Regions from separate parts of the Homo sapiens genome. Here region 2 is linked to region 1. A link is an interaction called in ENCODE POLR2A ChIA-PET data of the cell type or tissue named here. Cell type or tissue: OCI-LY7. All regions are shown on one strand. Each heading gives the region's core, and the rest is flanking DNA. Links, peaks and the distances in the headings are about the cores only.

Region 1 (5,371 bases), core at 263-5,262:
AACTAATGCAGCAGCAAGGTCCTAATTCAGGGTAAAGTGACTGTAAGCCCTTTCGGAAACAAAGCTAAAGCTATATTCTCTGATCAGCTTATAAGCAATAAAGCTGGCAATTTGATCTCCATCTGACTCCTCCATTTCACAGTTAGTTCTGAACTCCAGAGGAGAAGAATTCTTATTTATTCATGTCATAAAAACTCCAATAGTCAGGCATTTTATTATTCTGCAACCAAAAGCATTTCTAAGTAATCCAATATCCCTCAGCAATTCTTTAAAATGAGGATCAGACCTGGGATGTGTTGGAAGGACCCAAAACAGGGTCACCTCAGGATTCAGGCATCTTGAAGACCAACTTTATATTTACTTTATTTATTGATTGATTGATTAATACAGGGGCTCACCCTGTCACCCAGGTTGGAGTGCAGTGGCACGATCTCAACTCACTGCAACCTCCACCTCCTGGGTTCAAGCAATTCTAATGCCTCCGCCTCCCAAGTAGCTGGGATTACAGGCATGCACCACCGTGCCCTGCAAATTTTTGTATTTTTAGTACTGACAGGGTTTCACCATCTTGGCCAGGATGGTCTTGAACTTCTGACCTCAGGTGATCCACCCACCTCAGCCTCCCAAACTGCTAGGATTACAGGTGTGAGCCACCATGCCCGGCAGAAAGCCAACTTTAGATTTTATTTTTACTCCACCGTAAATCCTCTCTTCCCAAGAGCTGAGAGAAAACATAACAGATCAAGAGAAGGGCTTAACACTCATTGAGCAGAAGAAATACATAAACCTTCCCCCATGAGAACTAAAAATTCACAACCCCAAGCTTTGTTAGCTTATACAATTTTCATTTCTCAAATAACCACCTAAACGTAATTGGACTTTTAAATGTAGTTTAAATCAATGGCAGAAAACTGAGATTTTCTACCAAAACTTTACATGCAGCAAGCAAACTGCTGCAGGATCAGTTGTTCGTATATTTAGGAAGTGTGCTTACATTCCCCCTGGAATTCGGTCACCCTTTCCAATAGCACCCTCCAATACTCAGCAAATGCATTCATTGTGCACTGCCAATTCAATAATATGCAACTGTCTCGCCTTCCTAAAAGAATCTTGATCTTTGATGGTGCTGCAAGGAGCTGAGTGGACAATCAGCATAAAGATGAAATGTGAGGTTTCTAAGGCTCTGTATCAGAATCTGTTGATGGTCCATTTGAGACGCAGCTTCAAGGGGAAGGAGAACCATATACTCTATTTGTAGTCGGAAATTCATTAGGGGAGACTAAGTCCCTAAATTTAGTAGCAGATGTCCAGATGATTGCAACCTCTTCCATCACTTCAAATATAGTAACTAGAATTTTTTCTGCTAAGGAGGATTTCAAAAACTTTTAGTCCAATCCTTTCTTCTACAAATAAGGAAACTGAGCTCTAAAGAAGCTACATAAAAATAAAAATGCCAGATCAGTCATTTCCCCAATTGAATCCTGTTCTGAGTGTTCAAACTACCAGATTCTTTTTTCTCTAAGTCAGAGGGCCATGAGGCAGCAGCTAAAAGGGTGCTTCCAAGAAGTTCAAAAGAGTTCTTGGAGACAGGGCTGCTATGTCTGGTTTAGGAAGAACTAAACATCTGAAAAGCAGGGAAGCTGAGCACTGATGGTTTCCATGGAGACTACTGGGGAGCCCAGGTGCACGGTCTAATGAGGCCACCGGCCAGCCAGCATGAAGGAGCAAAGGCTGTGGGACATTCCAGTAAAACTCACACACCACAGAGCTCCTCAGATGAAACCCGGATGAGTGGCTAGCCTGCCCATGAGGGCTTCTCTTGGAGAGAAACACAGAAGCCCTGGGCTCTATATGTCTGCCCTATATGACAAGCTCTTTTCCACACATCATTTCATTTAATCATCACCAAAACCTGACAAAGTAGATTCAAATTCTATCCCCTTTTGTGGATGAGTAAACTGAGGCAGCTGACCCAGGATCAGTGAGATTATAAAATGGCTCACCCAGCTATGGTGCCTCGTTCCTCCCATTCTACTCTTTTTAAAAAGCCTCTGAAACTGCTCATCTGAAAGCTCCCTTGCATTCTTCTAAAGAGAAGTATGAGCCATTATTGCAGAGACAGCCTTGAACTCAAAGTTTAAGAGTTCTTAGAGGGGGAAAAAAGCACAGCTTTAGAGCTTCCAGCTGATCTGCCTTTGGCCACCATTCCTAGATCCTGGAAAAGACCTCAGAATGTCATTTGTAAATATTAAGTCATCATAAGAAAGCATTCCCTGAGGAAGGTTTGAAAGACTTGAGAATTAGGTCAGCGGTGAGTAAGAGGGCAGAAGTGACCTTACATCTGAGCAAAACAGGTGTTCTGTGAAAGCATACAAATGAGTGCGAGTTAAAGGGCATTGGGAACCCCGGTTTAATCACTCAGCCACTCATGCCTGCAACTAATGCCAGGAATAATTTATTAATTAATTTTAATTTTAGTAAATAAATTCCTTGAGTTGAGATAGTTGTCTCTTGTTTAAAGATAAATATTCCAGAAAGGAAAAAACCCACTAAGGCAATAGCAATCATCAACAGTTCAGTAGGAAGTAGTACATCAGGATGCCATTTCTGAGGGAGCACTCAGCAGTGAGAGATGGGAGAGAGAGAGACCATTAGGAGACAGGTGCAAAGCACAGAGCAGTGTCTGGAGAAGTCAGGCTTCTGGAAGAAGCAGGATTAGCCTAAAGACACTGTGCTTGAAAATAAAACGGAGTAAGGGAGTTCCAACAACAAAATGGATGGATTTACAGTTTTCTACATCATTACAAACACAATGAGGAACCCCATCTTCCATCTTGAAGGAGAAACTGAACTTGTCTCACCTCTTCAAAAAATCTGTGTTGGCAAATCCATACTTAACCCTCTTGTGTTGTGATTGCAGAAATATCACTCTAAAATAGGAAGCTACTCAAAGAAGGGAGTTTAGGTGCAAGATGTTTGACTTCCATTGGCCAAAACAGAAAATACAATCATAACATTAAAATTATTCCATTAAAAGCAGACAATGCCCCTGATACTGCCTCCTGGATCCTGTCAGGCTAAAGCCAACTGGATCACAGTGGTTAGAATTTAAATATGACACAGTACTCACTCGAAAGACCTTCTCCACTCTTGCAATGCTTTTCCCAAAGATGGTTCCAAGTTGGTCTCCAATTCCAGCCAATAAGAAACCAAAGAGTGGAATTCCAAAGATGGCATATAAAATACAAAAGATTTTGCCTCCTTCAGTGCTCGGAGCAATATTCCCATACCCTGGTGAGAAATATGAAAAAGAGGGAGAGTGGCAGAGAAATTAGCATACTGACCAAAGAACTCACAGACTTTTTTAAAAGTTTGTACATTCCCCCACCTTATGAGCTTCAGGGAGTAGAACTTCATTTCAAAGGCCCTCTACAATTCGCAACATTGTTCCATTGCTTCTCTTCCTTCTCCCCTTATAAACGGTTTTAAGGTTTCTTGGATATTAACACATTTTAGGAAATTCATGGTCACTCAGAACTTTCATTTTCATTTCTGACAAAAAGTGATACCACCTTTTTCTGAAACACCAAGCATCATGGGCATGTCTAGTTTAGCGAGACCTGAATGCGTGGGAAGGAATCACCACTGCACTTATTAGATTTGACAAGAGCTTCTTTTTCACAGTCTTACCCATGGGCTCCACCTGGACCGACTGTGGCTGTCTTGAAGGGTAATGGGTACCCCATATTAAAGAGGAAATGTGGTCTAGTACAAGGTTAGAAAGGACTCATGAATTGTACAGCCTTACCCTGGGAAGTCTAAAAACAGGAAAGAATAGGGAAGGGAAGGCTTTGTGCTGTCTCTCCCCACCGCCAGTGAAGTTTCGCCCCATCTGGTTTTTTTCTCTTTACTGGGAACTCCACATCATCTCTGAGTCCTACCTCTCCGCCCAACTACCTCTTGCATTGAGGGTAATAAGATGCTAAAAGTTTATTGATGGATGTTTGAATACAAGAGAATCTTTTTATAGTCAGGTCTACTAATATGTATTTCAAATAGTGCTTTGAAAATACCCGCAGCAATCTTAAGAGTACTGCCATTACATAAGTAACTTATGTACAATGAGTACTGGGCTTACCCTATATGGATGAGGCTAAAGAAAGTATTGCTGGAAGAAAAAGTCCTATAGCATTAGCACACTTTATATGGAGATGAAAGTCTAAATTAATTAATATTCATTTTTGTGCCAATTGATATTACAATCTTATGTTAAAAAGTATCTAGACAGTAATCTAACCATTCTCCCAAATCTGGGTAAATCATGTGGGGCCTGTTTCTGAATCCATTCAATGAGTGAGTTATTGGGTCCATGGTTATTGACAGGTTGGGAATGCAACATGATAAAAAAACGTTGATGGTTAGTCCATCATTCAGCCACCCACAGGCCTGCAGAACTCACGGTTGCCTTCTGCCTTCGGGAATGAGTCACCTGGATACTTTCTTTTGCAATCTTCTGTTCTGAATCATTCAAACCTCTTATAATAATCTAAATTACAGCTTCCATTTCTAAAATGAGTGTTCAGGCTAGGCTTCCTCATCTTGTATTTCCTTTACTCACCAGGATTTTGATTTAAATATGCAAAAAAGCTCTCAGAACTTTTTTCAGGTACTTTCAGGAACTTGGACAAAATCATTTTTCCAAGAATACCCCTCTAGAATGGTCAAGCTGACATTAAGCTAGCCCTATTGAAAAAGAAATAAATGAGCCTCTACAGTTTCACTTTATGCAGGTTTATGGTGACTCTTGGAAACATTCAAGTAACTTGTGAAAACACTGAAGACCCCAGCTTGACTGTCTCACAATAGCCTAACTTTGGGGAATATAGGTTGTCCAAGTGTCTCAGAAAGAAATATATTGCAGACATAGGCAAACAAGTGGAGGCTTGGAACTGGATGAACAGGCATCTCATTAATCCTGACAAGTGCTACACCCCCTTCCTCCAGCTTTCAGAGATGACCACCCCCACCCACCTCCTGGGTAAGGCACTGTGGCTTACCACGGAGCATCAGGGAGAAGTGAGGAGATGAAAGATCTGGATCAAATTCCACCTCACACTACCTGGTTCTCCTTAGACCCACTTAACATCTGCAAATCCTAGTGTCAGAGGTACTCAAGGAAAATGCAGGGAGAAAAAAATCAATGGACTGTAAAGTACTGTACCAATGCAAAGTATTATTATTATTATTATTATCACAATTGGTTCCTTATTTGTTCAGTGTTTTGTTGACTAGAACACAAAAATAATATTAAAGCTAAGTTCTTGGGTAAGAGCATGAGTGATGCAATACTCAAACAAGCCTTTAAATATAT
Region 2 (5,371 bases), core at 235-5,234, 97 kb after region 1:
CCTGTGGATCCCCCAGTCATATCTCAAAACACAAGCCCTCTTGCTCTCTGCTAGGGATAAATACATTTTTCAGGGATTTCCCAAAAGAAAGCCAAGGCATACTTCCGTATTTCCAGAGGTTTCAAATAGAGACAAAATGAAAGGTTTGTGCTGTATTTACAGTATAACAGCCTGGGTGTTTAAAAAAGGCAATACCTCTTCACTCACTCTGCCATAGCCATGGGAACCTCCTTTCAGTTCATCATATACACATACCTCTTCTGCCTCAGGCCCTTTGCACTTGCTGTTCCCTCTTCTGCAACAATTCCCCTCCTCCTTAGACAATTAACTCCTATACATCCTCCAGGCCTAAGTCCAAGTGTCATGTCCTCAGGGAAGCCTTCTCTGGTCCTTGTCAATCTCTTCTATCAGACACTTTCTTAAACCTCTGATGCTCTCCCTGGAGCATACATAAACTTTGAATTATGCATTCCTCCATGGAATTGATTTAGGTCTGTCTCCCTCACTGTAAACTCCAAGTCAGAGCTTTTATCTTTCCTGTTCTGACTGTATCTCCAGAGCTTAGGACAGTGTTTAGCATGTAATAGGTATTTAACAAATATGCTTTTCAGGGATTCTCCCCCCAAAAAAGCAAAGGCACACCTCCATATTTCCAGAGATTTCAAGTAGAGACAAAATAGAAGGTTTGGGCTGTATTTAAGATGTAACAGCCTCAGTGTTTTAAAAAGGCAGTATCTCTTCACTCACTCTTCAATAGCCAGTCAATTCCTAAGACATTTACTCAACAAATAAGATGGTTTCTTCTTTCCAGTCTGGAGAAAAAGAAGAAATGCGCTCATAAAGAACATTAAACACACACGCACCCCAAATAAACAAATTTCAATTCCAATACACACAGAGGCGTTGCCTAGCCTGACACAGTCGTCAGATGAGCTACAAGAAATGCTAAAGAGCATTCTTGTCACAACTGGACACGCGGTTCCAACTTGTTCTGCTCTCATACTGATCACTCCCTTGGAGCCTTAACATCTGTATGCTAATTACAGACACGGTGGCCGACGCTAGGCACACACAAATCCGTCTTAATCCCTCCCTTTTGCGTGGATGAAACCTGGTCCAACATTCGTAAAAGCATGCAAACCACACCATTGCTTGGGCGGGCACACTTCGTGCCCCTCCCCTATGCCTTGCCAGCCCCACCCTTCTCACAAACCACCCCTCCTCCTGCTTCTACTCTGACCTGAGCCTAACTAGCTGCTAGGTTTGGTAATAAGATTGAACGAAGACTCAGGAGGCCCTGTGGGCTCCATTATTCTGCATGCCCTGCGAGAACGGCCCACCCCTAGGGACGGCTGCTGCAACTCGAGCCCCACTTGCTGCCAGGAAACCTTTCCCACTGAGGACACCCGGGCATGCGGCGCAGCTCCAGGTCCAGGGGGAAGCACCCCACCCATCTGCCAGAGAGACAAAGATCACCAGAAACAAAGGACACACACACACACACACACACACACACACACTCGCACACTCAAAGTCAAAAGCAAATACCGACACTTGCAATTTCAAACCAAACAGTCGGCTTGGTCTATCTAAATAGATCTGGAGACAATCTAGGAGGGACAATGATTATGTGGTAATGACAGGCACTATCTGGGTTCGGAACCCACGCTGCCTCCGCCCTCCTCCCACCCGCGCTGCAGTTCCCAGGCGCATTTCCCAGCCTCAGGACACACGCTGCCAGAAGCAAGAGTGCTTCCACTCAAGGAAGCGCGCACACGCCGGAGACAGAGGCAGGGCGAGGGCAGCCAAAAGTAGGAAACACCCACCTTTAGGATCCCAGTTCACCTGTTTTCTTGGCGTCTCGATTGGAAATTTCATTGCTTCGTTGCCCAGAAGGGGAAGAAATGAAAAGAACCCAAATAATAATAAAGTCCTCAAGCTTTACACGCCTCGGTTTAGCAGTCCAACAAAACAATTTCCGAGGATGGGGGAGCCTTGGACTGGCTCGTGGAGGAACCCCAGAAAAAGACAGGTGGGAAAATATTAGCTTGGGGGAGAACTGGAGAGGGCTTGGGTGTTTGCACCGGCCAGGGGGTGGCCGGCCGCGGCCCCGTGGGTAAAAGAAAAAGTAAGATCGGCGAGGGGTGGATGAAAGGATGGAGAGGAAGGCTTGGGGAGATGGAAGAGCCAAGCTGCTTCCCAAAAGCGGTGCCGGCAGGTTAGGGGCTGCGCAGCCTGAAGGCTGGGGCTACGGAGAAGCCCACTGCAGTGTCACTCCAGCCCCCGAAGGCGTGTGCGCACACACTCCCGCACACACACACCCGCACACACACTCCCGGGCGCGCGCTTGGGCGGGCACGTCAGCCTCGCTCGGCCGCGCTGAGCGCACACGCCCCACCCCGGCCGCGGCTCCTCGCCCCCGGCGACGCCCCCCACTTCCCGCTCCCCGAAAGCCATTGGATGTAGGGGTGGCGCGGCGCCCGGGCAGCGCGCGGCGAGGGCGACCCTCCCCGCGGCGCGCCCCAGACGCCGCGCCCCGGCAAGAGGGAGCAGGGCGAGCAGCGGACCGAGGCTCCCAGCTGGGAAGGCGCGCTGAGCCCCCGGCACCCGGCTCGGGGCAGCGGGAGGCGGTCGCGGACTTGCCCGCGGGGCGGCGGGAGGCGGTGGGCGGTGGCGGGGAAGCCGCGGAGGGGCGGGGAACGAGCGGTGGGCGCGCCGCTACTTACTGGCTCGGCCGGCCGGCGGGCGGGCGTGGAGGCGGCAGCGGCGCGCTTGCTGGAGTTGCAGCCGGAGACACGCTTGGTTGCCTGGAAGGCGCTGCAGGAGGCGGAGGAAGGGCCGCTGCGGCTCCGCCGCAGACCTCGGCCTCCGGGTCACCTCTTCTCACCGCTCTCACCCTGAGCTCTCCCTCCTTCTCTTTTCTCACTTCATTTTTTTTCCTCCCGCGTCTGGCTCTCTCGCCTGAGTCCCGAACCCACGTCCCCGCCGCACTCCAAGGAGGCCCGTGCCAGCCATGAGCCTTTTGTTCTGGGACCGCTCCGCATCTGCTGCGCTCTCCCCGCCCGGGGAAGCTCGCTCCCAAGGCACAGCTTGGTCCCTTCCCCAGCTACCTGCAGCCGGACTGGGGCCGCTGGTCGTTGGCTGGAAAGGAGGCTTGAGAGAGGCACGGGGGCCCCCGGAGGAAAGCGGAGTTGCCAAGACCCGGCAGCTCCCGGAAGCGGCGGCCCCGGGATCCTGGGACCAGCAGGGCAGATGCGAAGGGACCCAGACCTGTTCCCGGAAAGGGGCTAAACCTGGAGCATTCGTCTAACGCCCTCTCACTGCCCCTGCTTGAAGCCCCACAGGGGTTTGTGGTGGGGCCTCAGTCTTCAGAAAAGCCAGGTGGTGCTGAGGTGCTCTTGAACGGGTCACTCCGAGTATCAACATGAATGATGCTGACAAATTGCTTCGGATGCCTCGCAACGGAGCCTTACACGTAGTAGGTGCTCAAGAAATACTTGCTAAATGAAGACATGAATTGCATGCTGCAGTGTTGGATAGGAAGTAGTTTAAACCCCTACTCTGGCTTCCAGATAAGGTTACTAAAATTTGTTGTTCATTCAACATATATATTGAACCCCTTCCAAGTGCCATCACTGTGCTATGTGCTGGCCATATGGCAGAGAACAAGACAGAGATCTTGCCTTCATGGGGCTTACTATCTAGTGCCATAAGGTCCTGTTAGATTGTTGTTGCCTTTACTTACGCATAGAAATTGCCCAGCTCATTCCTATGCCTGCCAGCTGGGGTCCTAAAATCCCACACTAGCAGCTGATCTCTAAGTTGCATGCTACTCTACGGCACCTTGAGGCTTCTGGGGAGCCCTATGTCAGCAGCATCTTTCTCACCATCCATCCGTCACTATCACATCAAGGTTTCTGAGTCCAAGAGCAAGACCTACAGAGGTCCGCTGTGGTCTGTGGGAAAGGTGAGTGCTTTGTCACTGGGCTGTCACAGGCACCCCAGGCTGGAGCCCTGAATTCTCTGCAAACCCCGTTCAGGCAAAACTGGTACCAATCTGATGGTGCTACTCTGACTCTTCAGCCCTTTAGGCAGGTTCCCGGGTGCTTCAGAACCATCTTCCCTGGACTCTGTAACCACACTTTGCCTCTCTCTACTAGGACTGGGAGGATGGCTAAGACATAGAAATCAAACAAACAAGGAATCTCTGCTTCTCCCAGCCATGCCCCGAGACACCAGTGTGTATGTAAATTCTGTTCTCAAGTCCAGAGGGAGATGCTTCTAAGAAAGGCTTTCGAACCTCCCTCTGCGCTCTTCTCTTTAACTGTTCACGGACAGCTGGACTCTAGCACAGTCACTGCAATACAATGTTTTTTACATGCATCAGAGTCAGAGAGGGGCTTCAGCAGAGAAAGACACCCTCTCCTGAGTCCTCAGAGCACGGGGAGGCAAGATTGACATTTACTGAATTCCCCCTCACCATCTCATATTTCCTCTCCATTCATCTTTGTTAGATCATTTTGCAGAAGCTGTAACTGGCCTCCTTTTACAGATGAGAAGATCAAGGCTCAGAGAGATAAAGAAACATTCCCAAGGTCACGATATGAGGATTCAAACCCAAGTTTGTTGACACAAAGGTCCATGCTCTCCATGCCAGAACCTTGTGAGCTCATCCAGTCCCGGGACCCATGAATCTGACCCTGAACCTGTCCCATGGGTTCGTTTGGGTAATGAAGGTCTAAATACGATATTTTCCAAGCCTCCAGGCCCTCCTCCTTTGCAAAATGAACTGACCTATGGTTGTGTTCTGGGGTCTGCATTGGGGAATTAGTTCACTGTCCAAGGCAAATTCCTGTGGCAGGAACTGCACCCTTAGGATGCAACATCATTCGGCCAATCAACAAACATTTATTGAGCATCACTTGTGTACAAGACAGGTTGCAGGTCCCCATTAAAAGTTATTTGGGGCCCTGAGTAGTGATGACCTTCCCCAGAATGGCAACAGCAGGATGGTTATAAGGGGAGGGTTGGGGATGGGGAGGTGGGGGTAGACTCTATTAGGGCAGGGAGCAGGATCAGTGTCTAGTGCTCCTGGTCTGCCTTGAAGACTTGCACTAGTCATTGGCCCTTGGGATGATCTCTCTGCTTAATCACTGGATGCCGCCCCCTCCTTTCTTTTCCCCACCTCCAACCTCTGGAGCTTTCTCTCACCTCCACTTTCATTCTCCTTTCTCAGAATGTAGACAAAAGCAAGTTACCCGCCCCCCCCCAAAAAAAAATCCACCAAAATTAGGTAAATAAATCCCAGTACCGTTTCCCAAAACGTGTCTGAAATCAAACACAACTCCTCCTCAACTGCGTATTTGGAGTG

The links. Peaks named below come from ENCODE experiments on the same cell type or tissue, not always from the same donor. Only the 100,000 strongest peaks of a DNase experiment are listed, where the experiment ranks them.
Region 2: POLR2A ChIA-PET joins it to region 1 with 7 read pairs; 2 of 35 experiments call an interaction of 5 or more read pairs at or near these places.

What each region holds. Positions count from the first base shown.
Region 1 is chr14:88,224,245-88,229,615 of GRCh38, forward strand. KCNK10 (potassium two pore domain channel subfamily K member 10) reads right to left here. Exons shown (of 7, transcript NM_138317.3): 4 at 3,131-3,291. Among named protein-coding and RNA genes, the nearest start is that of KCNK10-AS1, 66 kb to the left of the region's middle. In OCI-LY7, for the core only: no CTCF peak of the experiment used is centred there; no DNase peak of the experiment used is centred there.
Region 2 is chr14:88,320,921-88,326,291 of GRCh38, forward strand. It overlaps KCNK10 (potassium two pore domain channel subfamily K member 10), which reads right to left and starts at 2,349. Exons shown (of 7, transcript NM_138317.3): 1 at 1,827-2,349. The coding sequence starts at 1,878. RefSeq lists enhancers at 1,695-2,354, 2,927-2,986, 5,292-5,371 and a silencer at 2,637-2,876. In OCI-LY7, for the core only: no CTCF peak of the experiment used is centred there; DNase peaks (open chromatin) are centred at 2,791 and 3,351; H3K4me3 peaks cover 1,828 bases.